Linked DNA regions of Homo sapiens: regions 2 and 3 are each linked to region 1. Evidence: chromatin contacts called from ENCODE Hi-C or POLR2A ChIA-PET data. All regions are on one chromosome and are shown on one strand. The core of a region is the stretch at or near the end of the contact, and the rest is flanking DNA. Distances in the headings are between cores, read along the strand shown.

Region 1 (3,745 bases), core at 592-3,091:
AAACTACTCCTGCATACAGTCAAGCTAATAATAAACAGAGGCCAGAGGCTTCATGGCAGCAAATTTAAAAGTCCTTACATCAAGGACAAAAAACCAAACACCGCATGTTCTCACTCACAGATGGGAATTGAACAATGAGAACACATGGACACAGGAAGGGGAACATCACACCCTGGGGACTGTTGTGGGGTGGGGGGAGGGGGGAGGGATACCATTAGGAGATATACCTAATGTAAATGACGAGTTAATGGGTGCAGCACACCAGTATGGCACATGTATACACATGTAACTAACCTGCACATTGTGCACATGTACCCTAAAACTTAAAGTATAATAATAAAAAAAAAAGTCCTTACATCAAATCAATACAACATTTAGGGGCTCAGATTTTCTTTGAAATCAAAACAAGAGAGGTAGTTTGAGAGTTTGCTATCTTCACTGATCCTCTCAGGAATGTAAAAGTATGCATTAAAATTTCAACCTAGCACTGCTTGAGTTTTTTAAAGCAATTTACTTCTACCTGGACAAGCAGTAAGGCAAGCCAAAGTAGCTGGGTTTTCTGTGACTTCTCAGTCTCCAACCTTTATGGTCACACTAACATTTCACGTTTCTAATGCTCCTAAACATAATTATCTCAAAAAAAAATTCAAACCACAACTGAATTTAAAGGAAGGGGGGCACTTTGCGTCACTGATAGAAAATGATTTAACACAATGAACTTAGAACTGGGTTTTTTCTTGTAACCATAGTAAGGGAGTGAAGATCAGAGAATTTAAAACTGTAACTAGGCTAGTCTCCTCACCTTGCAGTATCTCACCCTATCGGGTAGTCGTTGAAACAACACTGAGAAAGAAAGGCTCACAAAATTTTGATTTACACACATGCAACTTAATCTTGACGACACGTAAGTACCCACTGCACGTCCCTGAAAACGCATCGACTTGATTCTTAAATACAACCCCTATGTCTAATATACTGGCAGTGCAGATACACTACGTGAACACAACGGGGATGGAGGTATATCTCAGAGAACCAGAGGCGTTAGGCCTGCTGGTAATCAAAACGGACAGCTAACTGAAGAAGTCCCGTTTTCTATCCCCACAGCAAACTGAGTTAACTAAGGCATCACTTGGAATCCTCAACTCGCAACCCCAAATACACCCAGACTTAAGGATGCAAGGCCCCTACAAAGCTCTCAGGAGGCGAGTCTCTCGTCCACACCAGGTGCACCTACTCTAACCCTAGCTTCCTTCTCGGACCCTACTCTGGCCCCTCGGCTCCCCGCACCGCCATACCTGGGGGCGCCCCCAGTACTGCATCCCCTTGCTTCGCCCCCACCCCTATCACTTCGTCACTCACCCTGAGTCACCGGAGCCGCCCGCCCGCCCAGCCCAATCCGCCCACAACACCTCCAGCCCCTCACCCTCCCCTCCTCCAGGCCGAGTGGAGCCGGCCTGTCCCCTCCCGCCCACCGCCCTGTCCCAGGACACTCACCCGCGGTAGTAGGCTTTCACCCGGACCTGGTGGGAATGGTCCCCGCTGCCGCCGCCTGCGACCGTGTGGGACATGGTGCTGCTGTCCCTCTGGGTCGGCATCTCCTCACTCCCCCGCCTCAACGCTGGAGGCCGGGGGTGCGGGGGGGCGCTTCGGGCGCCGTGGGGGACTCCGCCGCCTGCGCTTGCCGGAGAACCGCGGCCGTCCGCCCACCTACCTGCCCACCTCGCCCGCAGCGCCGACCCAAGGGTCGCCTCGCCGGAGCAGCCGGAACCGCGCGGCTCCTCCCACTGCCCGTAGGCGCCGCCGCCTCTACAGCCGCCCGGGCCCAAGACACCTCCTGCGTCGGTCCCTCCCACTTCGCTCGCTCCAAAGGCCCACATTCCGGGGTAGGGCGGGCGCAACCATCCAGCCAGCTCAAGGAGCCTCAATACCGGGCTGAACCATCCTTACGGGGGCAGAGAAAGGGGACAGAGGGAATGGGAGACGCTGATCATGGCATCAAACACGCCGAGAGGGGTGCTTTCACGCGAGCTGTGAAAGAGACAATGACCAGCTCTAGATCACTAAAGTCTCTTCCCTGCAGGGACAATGGTAGGGACAAATTCTACGACACCTCACCCTAGCCTCGCAACTTGGTCACGTCTGCGGTCGGCCGACTTGGCACCCGGGATAGATTTGCGTGCAGGTTTCTGGGATTTGGAGTCCTCATAGGATTCTGGGACTTGAGGTTCCTTGCGCGTAGGGTGCCGCGCCTTCCCGCTGGTGAAGTCTGTCTCTCCAGCGTGCTCCCTGGAGCTGTCGGGGTGGAAAACCTGGATCCAGCTTGGGCATCTGAAGGTCCTGGAAATGACTGGGCTTCCTCACGTTCTAGACTTTATTAACTGATGAAGTCTCCCTTCTTCTAATTGCATAAATCGTCTGAATTATACATGTCTTTTGGGGGAACAAGAATTTGGTTACCTGCTCAGCATAACCTCTTTTATGGAAATAATTTAATAACATATGTAACAAATATAATAAAGGAAGAAACTCAACCAGAAAATATGATGAAAAACCGATTTTTCTTCTTTGGGGGCCCCCATATCTAGGCCCTTGTAGACTGCCCTTGCATGGAACAAGAGCCCAATGAATACTTACCCAATCAAGTCAGTCAATCCAAGAGCATTTCATTCTGTAAAAACTGGCTTACCAAAGATTAGAAAGAATCGTCCTTGGCCGGGCGCGGTGGCTCAAGCCTGTAATCCCAGCACTTTGGGAGGCCGAGGCGGGCGGATCACAAGGTCAGGAGATCGAGACCATCCTGGCTAACACGGTGAAACCCCGTCTCTACTAAAAACACAAAAAATTAGCCGGGCGTGGTGGCGGGCGCCTGTAGTCCCAGCTACTCGGGAGGCTAAGGCAGGAGAATGGCGTGAACCAGGGAGGCGGAGGTTGCAGTGAGCCAAGACTGTGCCACTGCACTCCAGCCTGGGCGACAGAGCAAGACTCTGTCTCAAAAAAAAAAAAAAAAAAAAAAAAAAAGAATCGCTCTTGTAACCTAGTCTTTGACTTTCCTAGGATCTTGGCTCTGACACATAATTTACACTGCAACTACAGGTAGCATGAATCCAGCCCCTGCAGCAGTCCTGGTGCTGAAAGAGTTGGAATAATCAAAGAAATAGCTTTCTTTACGATGATAAAATAGGCTTGGGGGACTGAGTCATCAGTTATGTGTGACACTTCAGCGTGGTACGACATCCTCCAACTGCTACAGACTTGGATTATATACTCTTACTAAAAATTCCCCTTGAGTCAGGCAAAGTGCTACATGCCTGTAGTCCCAGCCTTTGAGAGGCTGAGGCTGGAGGATCACTTGAGCCCAGGAGTTCAAGGCCAGCCTGAGCAACATGGTGAGACCCCATCTCTTAAACAAACAAAAAAATCCCATTGAAAAACTTGGTATCAGGTTTTTCAGTAATTGGAGACCTGCATCAGCAAGTTTAATACGGAGCGATTAATTATGGAATATATTATAAAATATACGGGCACCTGTAATCCCAGCTACTCCGGAGGCTGAGGCACGAGAATCGCTTAAACCCAGGAGGCAGAGGTTGCTGTGAGCCTCTGAGACTGCACCACTGCACTCCAGCGAGACTCCGTCCCTGGGCAACACAATGCACAGTGAGATCCCGTCTCATTTTTTTAAAAAAAGATAATTCACATGCCATACAACTTACTCATTTAAAGTGTAAAATTTGATAGTTTTAAG
Region 2 (3,745 bases), core at 747-3,246, 1.9 Mb before region 1:
AGAATACAAAATGTTTAGTGCTCTCAATTATGTTACAAGACAAATATTTTTCTAAGACACTGTAGTTCATCTACCTTAGGGAAACATTCATCCAGTGTGTTCTCACTGGTCACAAGTCATGACTATCTCCTAAATGTCTGTAATATCTGCTTCTCCTTCCACATCCCACCACGAATGCACTCCTTCAGGCTCGACGCCTGCCTGCCCTCTTCAATCACACCGCTGGTAGAGAAAAACCATTATGCCACCTTCATTTAACTCAGTAAATGATATGATTTGGATCTCTGTCCCCTCCAAATCTCACACTGAGATGTGACTCCCAACGTTGGAGGTGGGGCCTGCTGGGAGGTGACTGGATTGTGAGGATGGGTCCCTCAGGAATGGCCTAGCACCATCCCCATGGTGATGAGTGAGTTCTCATTCAGTGCACAGGAGATCTGGTTGTTTAAGAGTCTGGGACCTCTCCCTTCTCTCTCTTACTCCTCCTCTCGCCATGTGACACGCTGGCTCCCCTTCGTCTTCTGTCATAATTGTAAGTTCTTTGAGGCCCTCACGAGAAGCAGATCCCAGCACCAAGCTTCCTATATATCCTGCAGAACCATGACCCAATTAAACCTCTTTTCCTTATAAGCTACACAGTCTCAAGTATTTCTTTACATCAATGCAAACACTGACAAGCACGAATGAGCCTCATTTACTATTTATTTATTTATTTATTTATTTATTTATTTATTTATTTATTTTGAGATGGAGGCTCACTCTGTCACCAGACTGGAGTGCAGTGGCACGATCTCGGCTCACTGCAACCTTCACCTCCCAGGTTCAAGCGATTCTCCTCCCTCAGCCTCCAGAGTAGCTGGGACTACAGGTGTGTGCCACCACGCCCAGCTAATTTTTGTATTTTTAGTTGAGACAAGGTTTCACCATGTTGGCCAGGATGGTCTCAATCTCTTGACCTCATGATCCGCCCGCCTCGGCCTCCCAAAGTGCTGGGATTATAGGCATGAGCCACCGCCCCAACCCTCATTTACTAAAGCATAATTTGTTCCTGGGTCTGACACAGAGTTTACCGAGAATTTATTACTATACATAAACGCTATAATTTCCAACAGCAAGAAAACATAAAATATTAATAAAATTAACGAGTAACCTAAAATATTTGTTAATAACACAAAAATAAATACAAAGTTTGGGAAAAAGTTGATGTATCTTTAAGGATTAAATAGCCTAACATTTTCTAAGGTATTCCCATCCTATTCTCCCCCAAAATAAAGTTATTAAAAGCATGAATATAATGATTCCCTCATGCATTTTTACAGGTAAGAGAAGCTAATCCATATATTGGACTTTTTCAGAATTACTGTTTTTGGAAACACACTCATGCCTGTATTCATTATCTTAAATTGAGGAACTAAGAGTGAAAATAACTAAATTTAACTACCTTTTCAGAACAACAAAAATAAATAACTTCTCTAAATTACCTAAGAGAATTTTTCCATCATTTTATCTTCAGCAGTACTATCACTGTCTGAATGTTTGTGTCCCCTACCCCAGCGCAAATTCATACATTGAAATTCTAACCCCAAAGGTGATGGTATTAGAAGGGGTGGTACTAGAAGGGGTGACTGGATCATGAGGGACACTAATCCCCATTCATGAGGGATTAGTGTCCTTATAAAGGAGGCCCAAGAAGACCCCTAGGCCTTTCAGCCACGTGAGGACACAGAGAGAAACTGCCATCTATGAACCAGAAAGCAGGCCTTCCTCAAACACCAAAGAAGCTAGTATCTTGATCTTGGATTTCCCAGCCTCCAGAACTGTAGGAAATAGATTTCCGTTGTTAATAAGCCACCCGGTCTCTGGTATTTTTGTTATAGCAGCCCAGACAGACTAAGACAAGTATCAGGAAATGACTTTCCTTCAGTCTGAATGCCTCCTGCATGCAGGATAGGCTCTGGGATACAAAGATGACTAAGCTTTGACCCTTGCCCTTGAAGAACTTAATCCAGTCTTCCTTAAAGACACTTGTAACATGAACTTTTCTATTTCAGGTTGGAAGTGCAAGAACAAGAGTAAAAAATACAGAAAGAATAAAGCAGGAACTGAAAGACTACAAGCTGTGAAATAGCCTGTGGCCAACCACTGAGGTAATGCGACACTGCTCGCTTTTCTGAATTATCTGACATGCAAAGATCTGTGACATTTAAAGAACTCTAAGCAGTGGTACCTTCAGAGATGACATTTTAATCATTGTTTAACAAGCCTAAAGGGCAGAAGGGTTGAGGAGTTAAACTGCGATTGCATAACTTTTAAACATGTTATTTTGAAGTGTTAGAATTTAAACGTGAAGACATCTAAAAAATCCTAATAACTCCAGTTCGCATAGGCTTTCTGAAATGCTTTAAAAATGATTAGCTAACAAAAAATGAAGGGGGGGTCAATGCCCACCCATAATAAAGAGCGAAAGCTTAGTAATCACTCCTATTTATTGGGCCCCTACTATGACTCAGAAATTGTTCTTAGTGCTCTGTACACAATAACTCATTTAATCACAGCAATCCTTCCAGAGAGAAATTACTATTCCAGCTCTACAGATAAGGAAACTGAGGTGTAGAGAAGTTAAGGAACTAATTTTACAATATACATCTAATGTGCAGGGGATTTTTGAGCCAGGCAATCTCACTCCAAAATCTATAATGATCTTCCCAATATATAGCCCTGACTGCTTCTTGGTACTGCCTAAGAAACAGAATGCACTAAATAAAAATTTTAACAAGTATGGAAACAAGTTTTTTTTTTTTGAGACGCAGTCTCACTCTGTCTCCCAGGCTGGAGTGCAATGGCACGATCTCAGCTCACTGCAACCTCCATCTCCCAGGTTCAAGTGATCCTCCTGTCTCAAGCCTCCTGAGTAGCTGGGATTACAGGTGCCAACCACCAAGCCCAGCTAATTTTTGTATTTTGGTATTTAGGGGGAAATAGAGATGGGGTTTCACCATGTTGGCCAGGCTGGACTTAAACTCCTGACCTCAGGTGATCTGCCCCACCTTGGCCTCCCAAAGTGTCGGGATTACAGGCGTGAGCCACTATGCCCAGCCAGAAGTATGGAATTCAATGAAAATGTAAAAGGAGGCACATTAGAAAAACTGCTTTGTTGGATAAAATAAGAGGATACAGCCTTCTCTGAATATAGCTGCTCAGGCGTGGTGCAAGAGTGAACGGCTGTTATTCAAAAGAAAACCAACAACTAAAAATCTACAACAAAATTTACTTTAAATTCATGGAACACTGGACCCATTGTTTTAGCTATAACCCCATATCTGAACAGTATACACATTCTTATAAACCTTCATCTAAAATGTTTGAACTGGTGCCATCACCAGCAACCCTATGAAAGCAAGTCTATCATAAATAAGCAATGAAAGGGAGACTAGAATTTCAACTGATTTCTACAAGTAGGAAAATGAAGTCATTGCCCACAATCATGCCATCTATTTAGGGGGGGGAAAAATCAGTAAAGCTGTGTATACAACTAGATAATGATGATAAGAATAATGACACTTACAATGGATTATCCTCACAATCCTATCAGATAGGTACTATCATTGTTCCCATTTTAAGAGAGGAAATTGGGGCTAACAGGTTAAGCATTAGCTACGAAATGACCAGGGATTCACACTACAGAGCTGTACTCTGAGAACTCAACACCAATTCATCTTAAGTCTGATGACACAACATTGGGTGA
Region 3 (3,745 bases), core at 427-2,926, 1.2 Mb before region 1:
TTAACCTGTTGTCTAGATGAACGGTAAAAAAACAGGAACACAGAAGAGAAAAAAACAAAGACAATGATGGGAAATAATCTGTTTTTTTTTTTTCATTTCGACGTGGTGGCTTACTGCACGTTACTTACTATGTCGAACCAGATGATTTTAGTAAAAAATGAGTTTAGTAATTTAGTATAACACGTTCAAATGTTTACATACAACGTTTACAGGCAAAAGCTACCAAACTGTTGTGGCCATTGAGATGTTGGAACAATTTTCAAGTTTCATGGTGCATGATCCACAATGCATATGAATACATACAATATCAGTAACAAAAACAGTACAATGTACACCAAAGGTTGTTTCAAAGTCCTCTAATGTCTGCAGTCATGATGAACTAACTGCACTGGCTTTCATTCATTCATTCATAAGACTTATTTTGAAGCTGATCTTCATACTGCATGATTAAGAAACCATCAGTGCAGTGGTCAGAATTACATTCTGCTGTTAACAGAGGAGCAAAGAATGCTTTCAAAGCTACTGCTGTATTTGGAAAAAAGTTCAGTTTTAGTGTTTTCTTTCTAGGTATTTTGCATGGCTAAGGCGGGAGAAGAAGGGCTGCGCGGGGATTGGGGGAAGCGACTTCCCACTCTTGATTACAGAAGGAGAATCATGTATACCACTGTAAAACATCCAACCTTTAAATGAGAAAGTGAGTGAAGTGAAATCGCTCTCACGTACACATCTTCCGCGTTACTTCTTATCCGCCAGCCAAACTTTCTCCATCAATCTGGGTAGGTCTGCCACGAAAACGCAGCCTGAAAGAAATGCTGAGTCCTGAGGCGGCGTGTGTTGCCTCACCCAGTGTTGGCTTTGGAGTTACCTGAAGCCTTCTAGCTACTGCACCCAGAGAGCAAGCTTCTCGTTTCAACTCGGTTGTTTCCGTGGGGAATTGCGGCACGAGCAAGTCCTGGGTGTGGCGATGCCAAGAGAGCGCTCAGATCTCCCATCTTTCCCGCTTCTGGCAAACCTTCCCAGCCCCGAATCGGCGAGTGACCAGCACCCGGGATCAGCCGTCCGGCATTCCGGGGACCGCGGGTGGACCCGACCCCGCCGCAGCTGCAAACTGCCGAAGCGCCCAGCTGGGTGCACTGTGCGTGTGCGCTTCTTCCCTACTCTTTCCGCGCCTGGAGGCGGATCCCCTTCCTTGCACACAAGTCCTTATATGCACCGGTTGCACCAGCCCGCGTTACTCCGGCCCCACAAATAATTAATGGGGGAGGGAGGGTGTCGCTTTTTTTTCCTCCGGCTTTTTCTCAGCGCGAGAGCATTTGAACCGAGGAGAAACCCCAAGACGCGACTGAAGGGCCATTTTGCTGCAGTGCACGAATTGGCCACACAAAAATAGAGCTTGGGTCCCTATGATAACAAGTCAAGGTTCAGGAACAGCCCCTTCGGGTTCGGCCCGAGGAGCCCGCAAAAGCCTGGGCGGAAAGGGTGCGCGCCCCTCCCCCCTCCACGCTGGTGCAGAGGGACCGGGTCAGGAAGCGCGGCCTCTCCCCAGTCCAAGACCACGCCTCCTCCGCCTCCCCACTCCCCCTTCACTCCTCCCAGGAAGCGGTGATAGACAGTTCTGCGTGGTTCTCCACCCCCACCCTCCCCCTGCTGAGTGGAGGAGTTGATGTGTCTCATTATAACAGCCAATGCAGCCGCCATCCACGCACAAGCAAAGAAGCATGTCCCATTTAAATACACCCACGCAGCCCCAGCGCCCTTAGCCGATCGGGGCGCTCAGCCCACACGCACCGCTGCTCGGGGCTTGGAGATCCGCGCAGGCTGGGCTCCCGGACCCGGCGGACCGACGCGCGGAGGATCGGGATCCGGCGCTGTGGGGCTGGGGTGGGCGGGGGAGGCTGGGCCCGGGGCCTCTGGCGCGACACCCGCATGAGGACGCGAGTGAAATAGACCAAGGTGGAATTTCCAAGGGAAAAGCTTCGGGGTGGTTTTGGTCCATTTCTCCAGCGAAGAAGTAGACATGGCGAGCGACTCCCCGGCTCGAAGCCTGGATGAAATAGATCTCTCGGCTCTGAGGGTGAGCAGGACGTTTTCTGGTTTCTTTCCAGTGGTTTGGGTTAGGGTGAATGGGCTCGGTGCGTGGACTGGGGGCTGGGGCTGGGGCAGGGGGACAGCAGCGGGAGAATGCGTCGGGGAGGGAACCTGGATTCCCGTTTTGATTCGGGGTTGCTGAGGTGCTCCTGGCTGAGCCCCTACGGCAGGGGCTGTGCGGTACGTGTCTTCCTCTGGCCGTGGCTTAGGCTCTCCCGAGGGCTCGTAGAGCTTATGCCAGTTTCATCTTATACCGGTGTAAGAGCATTAAAATGAAAGGCGTGTGTGCGTGTGTGTGTGTGTGTGTGTGTGTGTGTACACGCCCCGGGCAGTTGTCTGGTGCCAAGGCGCGAGACCCGACTGTCCCTTCTGCAAAAAGAATGCCAGCGTGAATAAAGGCACTGGCCCCTCACGTTTTCCAGCTACCTGCAAGATGACATTGTGAGGCTGGCTGTCCCCGCGAAGCCGAACCTGCCGCTCCAAGGGGGCAGTTATTGCTATGCTGGTCTTGTAGATGGCAACTGCCTCCCCCTCCCCCTTTTCTACCTCCCGCGCCCGGGCGCCCTCTCAGCGCTCCCTTAAATGCCAGTCTGCCACTCACCTTTATTTATGGCTTTAACTCAGCCCTGCCTGTTCTTTCTGACTTTGTGGCTGTAACGTTTCAGTTTTATGGCTGAACTTAAGCAGGTGAAAGGGATGTGTTTTCTGCTTTTCCTCAATCAGACCGGAACTCCCTGGAGTGTGTGCGAGTGTGTGTGTGTGTGTGTCTGTGTGTGTTTTCCCCGTGTCTGTGGCCAGTCCTTTGTAGAGCACCTCCCTCCCCCCAGCCCCACTGGTTTGCGTTTACCTTCACGTGAATTACCTCAGACGCCGTTTCATTGTATTGACTAAGACATCACTGATATAGAATCCATTTTGCTGTTGTTTTGAGATCAGAATACCAGGAATCCAAGTGCTGCTTCGACGCTTCCCCACCCCCAACTCCCGATCCCAACACACTCCTTTGGGGAAGGGGGCAGAGCTTTCTTGCCATTTTAATTAGATGCTGCCTGCCTGGAAGGGGGTGAGGGGTGGGGATGGTGGCAGCAGCGGGTGTCTGAGAAGGATTGGACACCAATTTAAGGACTGCTTCTTCCTCTCCCGAACCAAAAATAAAATTAAAAAGAAAGCGAGTGCATATACTTGATGTATGGAGGGTGGATGAGAAGGAATTCATGGTGGCTCTCTACAGGGAGACACCAGGATGGATGAAGCATGGAAGTTCACACGCCCTCCTGAGGAATACATTGTTAGATTGATGCTGAATCTTGGGGCCATTTACCTGGATTCCTAGTACTTCTGACATTGCCGCTATCTGCACTGATATATTAAAGTGCTACCTTTGTGATCAAAGTGGTACTTTCTCTTTGGTCTCCTTAATTAAACCTTTTCCTCCACATCTCTTTGAATAAGTCTTTCTCTCTTCGTCTTAATCTGTTGGGCTAAGAGATGAGGTTTCAGCAAGGCAAGTAAGGAGTTGAGAAGAAACAGAGATGCCGTTTGAAATGGGCTGTTCTGATAGTTGGGCAGCCAAAGCTCATTCATGCATTATTACAGGAAGCTGTCTATTTCCCTGGAGTGGAAATGCCACATCAAGAACCGGCTGCCCCCTGCGCAG

Evidence for each region. A loop is a pair of places that touch in the nucleus more often than their neighbours do. ChIA-PET counts read pairs that join two places held with the same protein, here RNA polymerase II (POLR2A). Pooled maps may share reads with other maps.
Region 2: a loop to region 1 is called in a pooled map, with 2.5 times the contacts of the local background. The contact joins the enhancer-like site here to the promoter of PRKCI in region 1. A Hi-C loop is called at or near these places in 1 of 37 single-sample maps with no recorded cell type and 1 of 50 pooled maps. POLR2A ChIA-PET finds 5 or more read pairs at or near these places in 1 of 52 experiments (activated T-cell).
Region 3: a pooled map shows a loop between it and region 1 (9-fold over the local background). The contact joins the promoter of TNIK here to the promoter of PRKCI in region 1. A Hi-C loop is called at or near these places in 6 of 50 pooled maps. POLR2A ChIA-PET finds 5 or more read pairs at or near these places in 2 of 52 experiments (PC-9 and activated T-cell).

Annotation. Positions count from the first base shown.
Region 1 is chr3:170,220,520-170,224,264 of GRCh38, reverse strand. It overlaps PRKCI (protein kinase C iota), which reads right to left and starts at 1,841. Exons shown (of 18, transcript NM_002740.6): 1 at 1,495-1,841. The coding sequence starts at 1,595. RefSeq lists a silencer at 1,481-1,770 and enhancers at 1,951-2,110, 2,121-2,180, 2,251-2,310.
Region 2 is chr3:172,140,907-172,144,651 of GRCh38, reverse strand. All of the region lies in intron 3 of FNDC3B (fibronectin type III domain containing 3B), which reads right to left. Among named protein-coding and RNA genes, the nearest start is that of FNDC3B, 100 kb to the right of the region's middle. RefSeq lists enhancers at 2,076-2,125, 3,314-3,745. Within about 2 kb of position 1,996, at least 11 of the 41 ENCODE cell types and tissues checked have a DNase peak (open chromatin) inside an H3K27ac peak, as active enhancers do.
Region 3 is chr3:171,458,336-171,462,080 of GRCh38, reverse strand. It overlaps TNIK (TRAF2 and NCK interacting kinase), which reads left to right and starts at 1,676. Exons shown (of 33, transcript NM_015028.4): 1 at 1,676-2,074. The coding sequence starts at 2,018. LOC102724479 (a long non-coding RNA gene) reads right to left here and starts at 2,863. Exons shown (of 3, transcript NR_189068.1): 1 at 2,690-2,863. RefSeq lists an enhancer at 475-975 and a silencer at 1,987-2,046.